Regions from separate parts of the Mus musculus genome. Here region 1 is linked to region 2. The links are chromatin loops, found by intact Hi-C in ENCODE. Cell type or tissue: left cerebral cortex. All regions are shown on one strand. Links, peaks and the distances in the headings refer to the core of each region. The heading gives the core; the rest is flanking DNA. Region 1 holds the start of Tedc1 (tubulin epsilon and delta complex 1). Region 2 overlaps 9230104M06Rik (a long non-coding RNA gene).

What was found. Hi-C counts contacts between places; a loop is a spot of excess contacts. Peaks named below come from ENCODE experiments on the same cell type or tissue, not always from the same donor. Only the 100,000 strongest peaks of a DNase experiment are listed, where the experiment ranks them.
Region 1: a loop joins it to region 2, with 3 times the contacts of the local background. A loop is called at or near these places in 12 of 42 quality-filtered maps.

Annotation. Positions count from the first base shown.
Region 1 is chr12:113,153,764-113,159,128 of GRCm38, forward strand. It overlaps Crip1 (cysteine-rich protein 1 (intestinal)), which reads left to right. Exons shown (of 5, transcript NM_007763.3): 5 at 12-116. It overlaps Tedc1 (tubulin epsilon and delta complex 1), which reads left to right and starts at 2,658. Exons shown (of 8, transcript NM_134041.3): 1 at 2,658-2,808; 2 at 2,912-2,990; 3 at 3,398-3,600; 4 at 3,815-3,964; 5 at 4,306-4,404. The coding sequence starts at 2,674. In left cerebral cortex, for the core only: a CTCF peak has its summit at 2,307 (motif pointing left); DNase peaks (open chromatin) are centred at 1,804 and 2,413; H3K4me3 peaks cover 1,457 bases; H3K27ac peaks cover 632 bases.
Region 2 is chr12:113,002,346-113,007,710 of GRCm38, forward strand. It overlaps 9230104M06Rik (a long non-coding RNA gene), which reads left to right. Exons shown (of 3, transcript XR_001780729.2): 3 at 1,837-2,136. Among named protein-coding and RNA genes, the nearest start is that of 9230104M06Rik, 4.3 kb to the left of the region's middle. In left cerebral cortex, for the core only: CTCF peaks have their summits at 575 (motif pointing left) and 2,842 (motif pointing right); a DNase peak (open chromatin) is centred at 2,847.

The DNA of each region.
Region 1 (5,365 bases), core at 78-5,077, 150 kb after region 2:
CTTTCTTACAGGTTGTGGAAACTCTCCCTGCCCGCCCAGGCACATGCCAGGCCTTACCCCCGGACAGCAGGGCTCTCGGGAACCCTCAGTGCCTTTAATAAACCTGATCTTTGGAAGTCCTGTGTTTTTGTCTGCTGATGTGTGATAGAGGGGTGTACAGTGAGAGCCTCAACCCCAGGCCTGATGCAGGGCACTGCTTTTCCTGCTGCTGCAGGCAGTGGTGCCCACTACCCTTTGAGGGGTGCAGTTTCAGGCCTACATCCAACTTCAGGATCCGTAAAGTTCCTGTCGCCTGGTTCTGTAGTGGTTCTGGCCTGGGGTGAGGTCCTGGCTGTCGGGGTCAGCAGGAACATGGCGTAGGTGGGGCTGGCCGCAGTTCAGAGGGTGAATCAGTGGGAGCTGCTTTGGTTCCCTTTTTGAGCTGTTTCGGGAGGGAGTTGTGTGGATTCCTGATCTATTCCATTTTCACTTCCTGCAACCCCACCCTGTCCCCAGAAGTGCACCCTTGTGGGTGAGCTCTGTAGCTGCTCAGCGTGGTCCCAGACACCTTTTCCCTGAACAGGAGTGCCCTGGGTGACCCAGTGCTCTAATGGGATTTGAGGGTGACAGTGGAAAGGGCTTTCTGGAAACCCTTGTAGAGCCAGGCAGCTCTCAGCTTTGCCTTCCCTATGCTACTGGCCATTCAAAACCCTTTGGACTTAACAAGGTCACAAAGGTCTCAGCAGTGTCCTGGTCTAGCCTGGGTTCATCTTTGGCACCTACACTGCAGGAACAAGCTGGATAGTCCAGTAAGTGGTCTGCAGTGTAGTGTAGTATAGTGTAGTGTGTATTGTTGGGTGATTCTGGAATTTCAATAGGTGGAGGCCATAGTGTTTGAGGTGACCACAGTATGGAGTAGAAGAAGCCCACCTTCGGTATTAGTTTCCTACTAGGAGGGGTGAGGGTATCTTTGGTGTCCAACCAGACCTGCAGAGGACCTGGAAGAGATGTATGGGTGAAGGGCAGAAACTCACTTTCCCCTGTTGTCTTCCACCCTTAAGGCCCCTGTCTTCCTCATACTTCCAGCCCCTCGAGCCCAGATCCACGTCTCTCAACTGGAGTAGACTTGGGCCTCCAGCAACCTGAGAGGCCTGTAGGAATGAGCAGGTCAGGTGAGGGAAGTGTATAGTATTGCAAAGAAGCCTAAGCGGCAGAGAGTTCCATAAGGGTGTATCAGGAGTTCCTTGGCACAGTAGACAAGAACTCAAGTCTTTGTGCTTTTCAGGGCGCTTCGTGTTTAAGGTGTGCAGTATAGCATGGCTCTGAAGCGAGGGCAGGAAGAGCAGGTAGAAACTAGCTGGGCGAGGCCATTTGCTGTGTGGCAAGGGGCCAGGAAGGAGGAGACCCTGAGGCAGAATAGCTGAAGGTATCCAGATGAGCAGAGGAAGGTCTGCAGCAAAACACAGGGAGGGTCAAGGTAAAGGTGAGCCCGCAGTCTCCGCACTTCCGGAGGGCGTGGCCATCCTGTAGACCGCCGTTAAACTGGCAGGTGCCAAGGGACAGCTCTGCCCCTCCCTCTCACCTCACTTTCCTTTTCCGCACCGCACCCTCTCCCTCTCCACCTGCCTCTTCTTTCCTAGCTTTGAGATGCAGAGTACACGCAGTACTGTCTGTCCGCTGCTCCAACTATTTTTGGTGGCGACATCGAGGGCACAAAGCTTAGTTTGTGTCCGCTCGAGCGTTCAGGTCTCGCCCCAGCAATTCTTCCTGCCACTCGTCGCCTACAGGCTTGTCTCTGGATCACCGTTGGCAGCGTCCGGCCTTTGTCCGGCCCTCCTCCACACGCACTGGCGCACATAATGTGATCTTTCGCATCCGGCTTCCCACAGAGGCTGCTCTGGCTTCACCTAGGTTGTAGCCACGTAGTAGGCTCATGCCGGTTGCGGAGGATAGTTGCCGACTGCATGTCTTTCCCCGTGCATCAGGTTGCACTCTGGGTTCATTCTGCCATTGTCATGTAGCTACTGTGAATCCTTGCGGGATTCTCAAAGCTTACCAAGATTGCTCCTGAAGGGCTGAGTGCAAAACTAAGTTCAACCTTAAAAGAGAGGGCCGCACCCTTTTATGAAGTGGAGAATTTTCCTTAAAAACTGCTCTTCTAGTGGCTGGAGGAAGAATGAATATGGGGACAAGGAAGTCTGGGGCTGGCTGTACATGAGAGGGAGGATGGCTTTCCGAAGAGACTTCTGGCGACGTGGCCCCCGGAACTCCCCACCCACTTCGCAGGGCTCAGCTGCTTCTCGCGGAGGCCTGGCGACCCCTGGCGGCGGGTTCCTTCCAGGGCGGCTTCGCAGAGACACTCCCTTCGTGGCTGGGTGGAGCCACATTGCTCCTTCCTCCGCTCCTCCAGGGAACACCTCGGGCGCATGCGCGCCCTCCAGCCTCGCGCTTCCCTAGCCCGGGGTTGCTAAGGCGGTTGATAAGTCGAGGTGCTGATTGGTGAGTTCCAACGGAGTTGGCACCTCCAATCCCCGCCCCCGACCCCGGAAGTGCCTGCCTACGGGATAGACTGGTAGGCACTCAAACGCCAGAGTCATCGTTCATTGGGCCTGAGGGGAGAAGGCGGGCCTCATCCGGAACTGTGATTGGTCGGGGTCCCGAGCGGGCAATCCGAGGCTGTCTAGTGCTGGCTGTATGCGGCGGCGGCGGAGCCGGGTGGAAGGGGCTGCCCGGGCCCTGCCTGAGGCTGTCGCCGCGCTGAGTCGGTGCCTGCCTGCTGGGCCCAGCCCAGAAATCTTCCGCCGCGCCAAGTTCGATCGACCTGAGGCGGTGAGGCTATTCGAGTAGGCGGTCGGGGTCGGGGCAGGCGTTGCCTGGGCTGATGTAGGTGACACCTGATACCCGCTGACTACAAACTCCTCGTTTGCTTCAGGCTCCAGTGCTCTGGCAGCTTCTCTTGCGCGTGCTCTCACCGCTTGCTGCAAACAATACCTGGACCGACCTTGCCCCAGGTAAGCCCCGCCCTCTCAGAAAGCCGCTCCCCAAGGCTATTGTAGTTTTGTCTTAACCCACCAAGTCCCGCCCCATCAAAGCTCCTCTGTTGTTTCCTCCCTTCCTGCAGGCACCTGCTCCTCTCGCTGTTGCGCCCACTTCCATTAGTATAAGTTCCCACTAGCCTTTACCACGCTTACCTGGGTAGTAGTGGCTTTATCACTCCAGTGAAACGCTGAGACTGGCCAACCACTCACAGAAATCCTGCCCGTTGGTTATCACTTTGCCTCCTCATAGACTCTCAGATCTCGCCTCCTTAGTCCACGCTTAGCAGGTTCTAAGCTTAGGGGGTGCTCTCAGGTCCCCAGAGGGATCCAGGTGAAATCTCCAGGTTAGCACCCCCTGATCTGATCATTTCCCACTCCAGAGGCCCAAGCCTGTGTGGTGAAATCAGCACTGGGCTCCCAAGGCTACCCCAGGTCTGTGCTGCTACAATTTCCAGACGGCAGTTCTCAGGGAAGCCGGGAACTGCTGTTGGCCCTGTCTTGGCTCCTCGCCCGAGGACCCTTGCTTGAGCAGCTGCTTGCCCAGACCCGTGTGCAGCTGGGTGACCAGTTGCCCCAGTGGGAGGTGAGTATGTAATTGAGGGTGTCAGAGCCCTGCTTTGCCCAGAACCCGTGGATTTCTCCGGGCTTCCAGCTCATGTGGTATTTGCCCTTGGTGTGGTTCTCATCCAGCTTTGAAGCTGAGGATGTACGTCAGTAGTACAGCTTCCCTGTCCTGGTCCTTCCTCGAGATATGGGATGTATAGCAGGGCTGACTCTTGTTCCCTCTCTACTGTGAGGCCCCAACCAGTCCTGGTCCTCCTGCACCCTTTGTGGAACCAAAGAGCCCCGTGGATCTCCGACTAGTGGAATGGCTGATGGGAAGGCTGCGGTTTAGGTGGCGATGCCTGATCTCTAGTCAGCAGGAGCAGTGTATCCTCCTCAGCAAGGTAATACAGGCACATGGCTCTTCACCCTGTGCCCAGGCTGCCTTTCCCTGGGGTCCATCTCTGTCACCACTATTGGACCACTGGACTGCTGGGCTTATCCCAACTCTGACCTTTACAAGCAGGGACGGACCGTGCTTTACCTGTGTCCTGGTGAGCAAGGTGTGGAAGCCCTCGGTGAAGTTGTCTGGTGCCCTTCTGCAGCCTCTGCCCCCAGTATTACTGGGGTATCCTGAGCCCAGCTCTGTCCTTTCTGGTTATAAGTGGTCTCTAAAGGTGCCCATATTCGGCTGAAAGATCTTGCTGGGAGCTACTCCCCAGCCTGGCTATTTTACCTATTACAGATCCACCTGTACACGCAGGGATGCCACAGCCAACAGAGCCTTGGCCATCTTTCTGTTGCCGAAACAGAGATGCTTAGAGATCCAGAGAGCGGTCAGCAGGTGAGGATTGGCAGGGTGCTGCAGTGGGCGCTGCCTCATGGCAGGGTGTTTGGTCTGTTGGGGAAATACCCGGCTGGTGTTAGGCTTTGACAGCCAATCACTGTCGTTTGTTACTGTGGGTGGCTAGTGTCACAGTTGGGGTTCCGGAAGGGGACCACTGGAATGGGAAAACACTGCTGTCAGGTCTGAGATGAACCTCTAGTTCTACCTGACGTATCTGGAGGTAGGAAAGCCTGAGTGTGAGCAGGCCGGCTGTCCTTCAGAGCCTGGGGCTAGACTCACAGGAATCAGCGTGGGGAGGTTAACAGGAAGGCCAGGGTACTGGCCTGGATGTTTGTAGGCCTTAATCCTCCTTCGTTGCCCAGGAGCCATTTACTTCTTTCCAAGCATGGCTTTTCTAGGCAGTGGGCTCCTGAGCTTCCTGATAGACTTGAATCTTAAGAGAGCCGGGCTGGAGAGATGGCTCAGCTGTTAAAGAGTGCTGGCTGCTCTTTCAGAGGTCCTGAGTTCAATTCCCAGCAACCACATGGTGGCTCACAACCATATGCAATGGATCCAATGCCCTCTTCTGGTATGTCAGAAGACAGCTACAGTGTACTCAGATAAATAAGAATAAACAAATCTGCCAGGAGTGGTGGCGCATGCCTTTAATCCCAGCACTCAGGAGGTAGAGGCAGGCGGATTTCTGAGTTCGAGGCCAGCCTGGTCTACGGAGTGAGTTCCAGGACAGCCAGGCTATACAGAGAAACCCTGTCTCGAAAAACAAAACAAAACAAAACAAAACAAAAAACAAACAAACAAAAAAGAATAAACAAATCTTTATAAAGAGGGAGAGTGAGAGAGCGAGCAGAGCCCTGCAGAACAGTAGGCTATGAGACCCCGGGGATGACGAGGCCCAAGGAAGGTGTCAGTATTGGCCCCATCCCAGCTTCTCCCCAGGATATTTGGTCCCCACCCCACC
Region 2 (5,365 bases), core at 50-5,049:
GCCATTCTATCTTGAAAAAGGCTCACCCAATCTGAGTCTTAAAGAGCAAGAATATCTTGCTCTGCAGGGGATAAACATGAAAAGGTGAGCTTATCACTCATGAATGCCATTGTGTAGAGAGAAAACATAGCTCAGAGCTGGGGGTACCCCCAAATGCTTCATCATGGAGAAGTATTAGGCGTACCACAAAGAGAAGAGAGTGCCTGTGTTAAACCCCTTTGCTCTGCACAGATTCTGCTATGGATTCTGCTATACCACTGCTTTACCCAATCCACTCATTAGCCTTGCGTCCTTCCATTCCCAAGTTTGTATGACATAGTCAAGCCCTTGCCACAAAACAGTCCCAGCACACACATTTCCTTGAGTTCAATTCTTTTTCTGTTTCAATAAAACTTGTAGAATATTTGTTTGCTGGGACTACCAGAACAAAGTGCCCCAGACTCAGCGACTTGACTTTGTCTACTCTTGGAGCTGGAGAGATGGCTCAGAGGTTAAGAGCACTGGCTGCTCTTCCAAAAGGTCCTGAGTTCAATTCCCAGCTACAATCATCTATAATGAGATCTGGTGCCCTCTTCTGGCGTGCAGGTATATATGCAGACAGAATACTATATACATGAAAAAGAAATTAAACCTTTTTTTTTTTTTTTTTTTGGTTTTCCTGGACAGGGTTTCTCTGTGTAGCTCTGGCTGTCCTGGAACTCACTCTGTAGACCAGTCTGGCCTCGAACTCAGAAATCTGCCTGCCTCTGCCTCCCAAGTGCTGGGATTAAAGGCATGTGCCACCACTGCCCTGCAAAAATTCTACTTTTGTGATCTAAAGGCTGGAAGTCAAGGTATGAACAAGGTCTTTGCTCCTGAGGCCTTGCCTTCTGCCTCAAAGGGTACTCTGTGTGTGTCTGTCAGTCTGTCTCCTCATCTTCGGTTCTTTTTAAGGACACAGCCATAGGACAGTAGATTAGCACCTTTCCTAATGACCTCCTGCTACCATAATCACCTCTCTAAAGGTCACCTCTTCAAACATGAACAGGGCAGGGGCAGTTCATAGTGAATGCTCAGGTCTTCCAGGAGCCCAGTGAGCCGTAACAAACCAGCTGGAAGTGATGTGCTCGGTGCCTCGGTGGCTCTGTGGCCATCAGTGCACCAGGTGGACCTGTTCCTCAAGCATCCAGCCGGCTTTGGGGCTTAAATATGGCATTAACACTAGGTTGCTGCGGGTGGAGTGATCACCCTGGGTGAATGCACAGGAGTCGCTTCTTGAGGTTTCCAGTGAGAAAGGGAAGCTGCCCCTCAGGTGTCTCCAGTGCATGCCCTGCTACTGCAGTAACCCGTCAGAGTGAGCTGGGAAACATGACATGGGGTGCCTCAGCAGTCCCGGCAACAACATAATTTAAATGAGTTTTCCTACATCCCAAATCCATAGGCGACTTTGTCTGCCTTGTTTTGTGTTCCTTCCATCTTTTTCACTTGATGTCTCTCATTTTCCAAACCTGAACTGTTTTTTGTTTGTTTGTTTGTTTGTTTGTTTTTTGTTTTTTAGCGCTCTCGCCTGTCCCTCCCCAGTTTACCATATCCCTGCCAAATATGTCTTCCCAGTGGCCCTTGCCCACCTGGCACACACACTCCAGGAAAAAAGGAGATGACCTTTCCTGCAGCCTCTTGGCCTGTGGCTGGAGGCTCTTTCAAGCTCCCCGCATTCTTTTTAAAAAGGCTTGGATACTCTTTCACTCCAGAGTCTCTCCCACATTTCTGCTTGCTCCAGGATACAACCTGACACTGAGAGCCCACTCCATCTGGCCTGCGATAATCTGAAAGTCCCCAATTCCTGTTAAATCCCAGGGCTCAGTGTGACCGCATCAAGTAGAGATACTGGCTCAGACCTGTAATCCCAGCAATCGAGAGGATCACGGACTTAAAGCTGCCTCAGCGACATACAGACCTAGGGTCAAACGTATGACCCTATTTCAAGAAGCAGTTAAATTGTTGCTTTCAGAGCAGAAGGATCATTTTCGTTAACAAAATAAAATAACCCTACAGAAAAGCTATCCTTTCACTCACTCTGATGAAACAGGATTGAACACCTGTGTGCTGTCAGGGGTATTGTGTCTTTTATGACTGTCATTGGCTGTTCTCTGTATTAGGACCTTGGTATTTTCCCATATTCTACATATGTGTTTGCATCACTATTTCTACTGTGAGAAACACTAAGGAGCATGGAGCATTATAATTTAAACCCAAAGGTCCCTCGGATTCTTTTGGGGGGGGGCAGACTTGCCTTGAAGTCCCGATATCTTGCCCCTGACTCCCCTGAGTGTTAGAATCAAAGTTGTGTGCCACTCCGTCTGGTCTTCCCTCCTATTCTTAAGCCTAGGTTAAATGTGATCAGTAAGTTAACAGTCATGGTGTCTCATACCTTTAATCTCAGCACTTGGGAGGCAGAAGCAGGCAGATCTCTGTGCATTTGAGGCCAGCCTGGTCTGCACACAATGACTTCCAGAACAGCCAAGAGCACATAGAGAAACCTGTCTCAAAAAAAAAAAAAAAAAAAAAAAAAAAAGACATAAAATAAGGTAAGAGGATGATGCCTGCTCGACAGCTTTAATCCTTGGCTTTTCACACCATCGCCTACCGTGACTGTTCCTGGAGAGCAACACGGAGAGCTCCCTTGCATGTCCAGTGGGTAAATATGTCATGGCTGATCTGTCATTTCCCAGTTATCAGACATACCCCTCCATAAGCTCTCCCTTTGAAATACCACACAAACCTGCAATGCCACAGACTATGTGCAAATGCCCAAGGTAGCTACCAACCAGAAGAGGGCAGCTCTGCCATCCTAAGGTGAAGGATGAGGGAGCCCACACTCCTGAGCAGAGTAACCCAGGAGGTGGCGCCCGCCTCTGGGTGAATTGAGATCATGGGGAGAGCTGCAGGCTGGCCTTTGCTCTGCATTCACCTTCATCACATGGGCAATTGAGGTGGGCATCGTGATTTACAAAGAAAACAAAAGCCTATTTCATTCTTTGTAAATATTTTGTCACTTGTATTTTCCATTGTCTGACAGATGTGAATGGTTTCCCAGGGTTGTAAGGATATCACCTACTAAGTGAGTGTATGTTTCCATACTGATGGTGCTTGGCTGGTACGGGGGAAGTGCTGGGGCTGCCCTTGGCTTATTTTTCCAGGGCACCTAGCTCACCCCTGTCAGCGGCTCAGCCACAGCCTATCCTGATTTATCTGCCACAAGACATGCTTTTATTTTTCTGAGACAGATTCGTGTGATGTAACTCTGACTGGCTTGGAACTTGCTCTATAGATCAGGTTAGCCCTGAACTCATAGCGATCTGAATGCCTCTGCCTCTGGAGTGCTGGGATTAAAGGTGTGCAGCACCAGAGCTCCACAGCTGGCTTGACTCAGAGCATCCTTTGTTCCCATCTCAATATTCTTCACTGGAGTTAAAAGCCATGAAAGACGAGAAGAGAAAGGAAAGCAACAGAACCGATTGCATTCGGAGCACAGAGGTAATGCTCTCCTAGCACAGTTTATATTTTCTTATGGCAGCTTGAATTCCTGTGCGTCAGTATTTTTGAGAAAAATGTATTTGGCACACATAATCATGTATTGATAGATACTTTCACATACACACATTTACATATTTGCTTTCTTTTTTAAGCTGAGTAGGATTACATTTTCTACTTTCTATAGTTTTTGCTGTTTGTTTTTGAGACAGGGTCTCACTATGTAACAACCCTGGGTTGTCTGTTCTCAGATCTTGAGGTCTTAGTTGCTGACTTCCTACCAGACACACTGGAAGATGCCTCTGCCTTTCTTCAGTGTAGCAGTAGAAATGGCACTGTCCCTGCTAGCCTCTCCGAGAGCAGCACTGTCTGGCTGAGTTCTAGCCTCTCTTAGCTCTAGCATCTAAGTTTTAGCATCTTAGTTCATGATGAGGAGCAGTGGGTGTAGGATGTTTGTTTGTTTAATGTCAATTCGACACAAACTAGGGAGCCACACCTGAAGACCTGTCCTGGCTGCTTTGACTGAGGTGGGAAGACACACGTGGGCAGCACCTTCAGGTGGCAGCCGGGAAACAAAGGGCTTCAGAAGGAAGGTAGGCCATCTGGCTCTTCCCCCTTGGCCTTCCCTGGTGCAGCTGAGTTAATCTGCCCTGTTGTGGCTGCTTCGGGTTCCCTCTCTGACATCAGAACAAGCTTTCATCTTGGACTAAGGACTGGGGTTGATAAGACACCCACGTTGTGGACTGTCCCCAGTGAGAGACAGCCATTGTGGAATTACTCCCAATATTGAAGCACCCAGCCTCATGGAACAACTACCTGGGTCTCAGCTCTCAGGTATGGCTCTGCTAAGTGATACCAATTTTTTGTTTTTGTTTTTGTTTTTTTGTTTTGTTTTTCGAGACAGGGTTTCTTTGTGTAGCCCTGGCTGTCCTGGAACTCACTTTGTAGACCAGGCTGGCCTCAAACTCAGAAATCCACCTGCCTCTGCCTCCCGAGTGCTGGGATTAAAGGCGTGCACCACCATGCCCGGCTAAGTGATACTATTTTAAGCTGACTTAAATTCTCATACTTGCTTGTGTGCGTGCATGTGTGTGTCTGTGTGTGTGTGCATGTGTGTGCGCACACTTCTGTGTGTGGCTCACTTCTGTGTGTGGCTGATCACACTGGTTATGTGCCTCTAGAGAATGCTGACTATGCAGAGTTTAAGAGTCAAGGCAGTTTCAAGAGGTGCAATGGTATTGCCGTTCTTCTAGGTGAACTCCCGACACCATCAGACTTTTCTGCTGCCCTTGTAGTTCTACAGGTGTGCCTGGGAGTGCTGAGTACTCTCTCAGTCTCCCCACAGAGACTGAGTGGTGGGTGTTGCTCCCTACTCGTTCCAGGATCCACTGGAACCTAGGCACAGGCTCCCTGCAGATGCCAGGGAGAAGCCAGGGAAGCTGCTTTCCCTTCCAGGGGTACTCAGCCAAGTTGGAAGACAGACCCTGGGGCCCACTAACTGTTGCTGAGGCGACCTCATGGTTGGGATCACTGAATGCTCATAGGAGAGGGCCCTGGAAAGCTAGTTTTCTCATCACATGGGAAAATGCAGTGAGAAAGTTCTATGAATCAGGGAGGAGCTCTCTTTGATCTTAGACACCTCAGCCTCCAGCACTGTGGGCAGCACATTTCTCTTATCAACCAGTCAGTTTATGGTGTGTTCTTTTTTTTTTTAAGATTTATTTATTTTTATTTATATGAGTATAATGTAGCTGTCTTTAGACACACCAGAAGAGGTAATCAGAACTCATTACAGATGGTTGTGAGCCACCATGTGGTTGCTGGGATTTGAACTTAGGATCTCTGGAGGAGC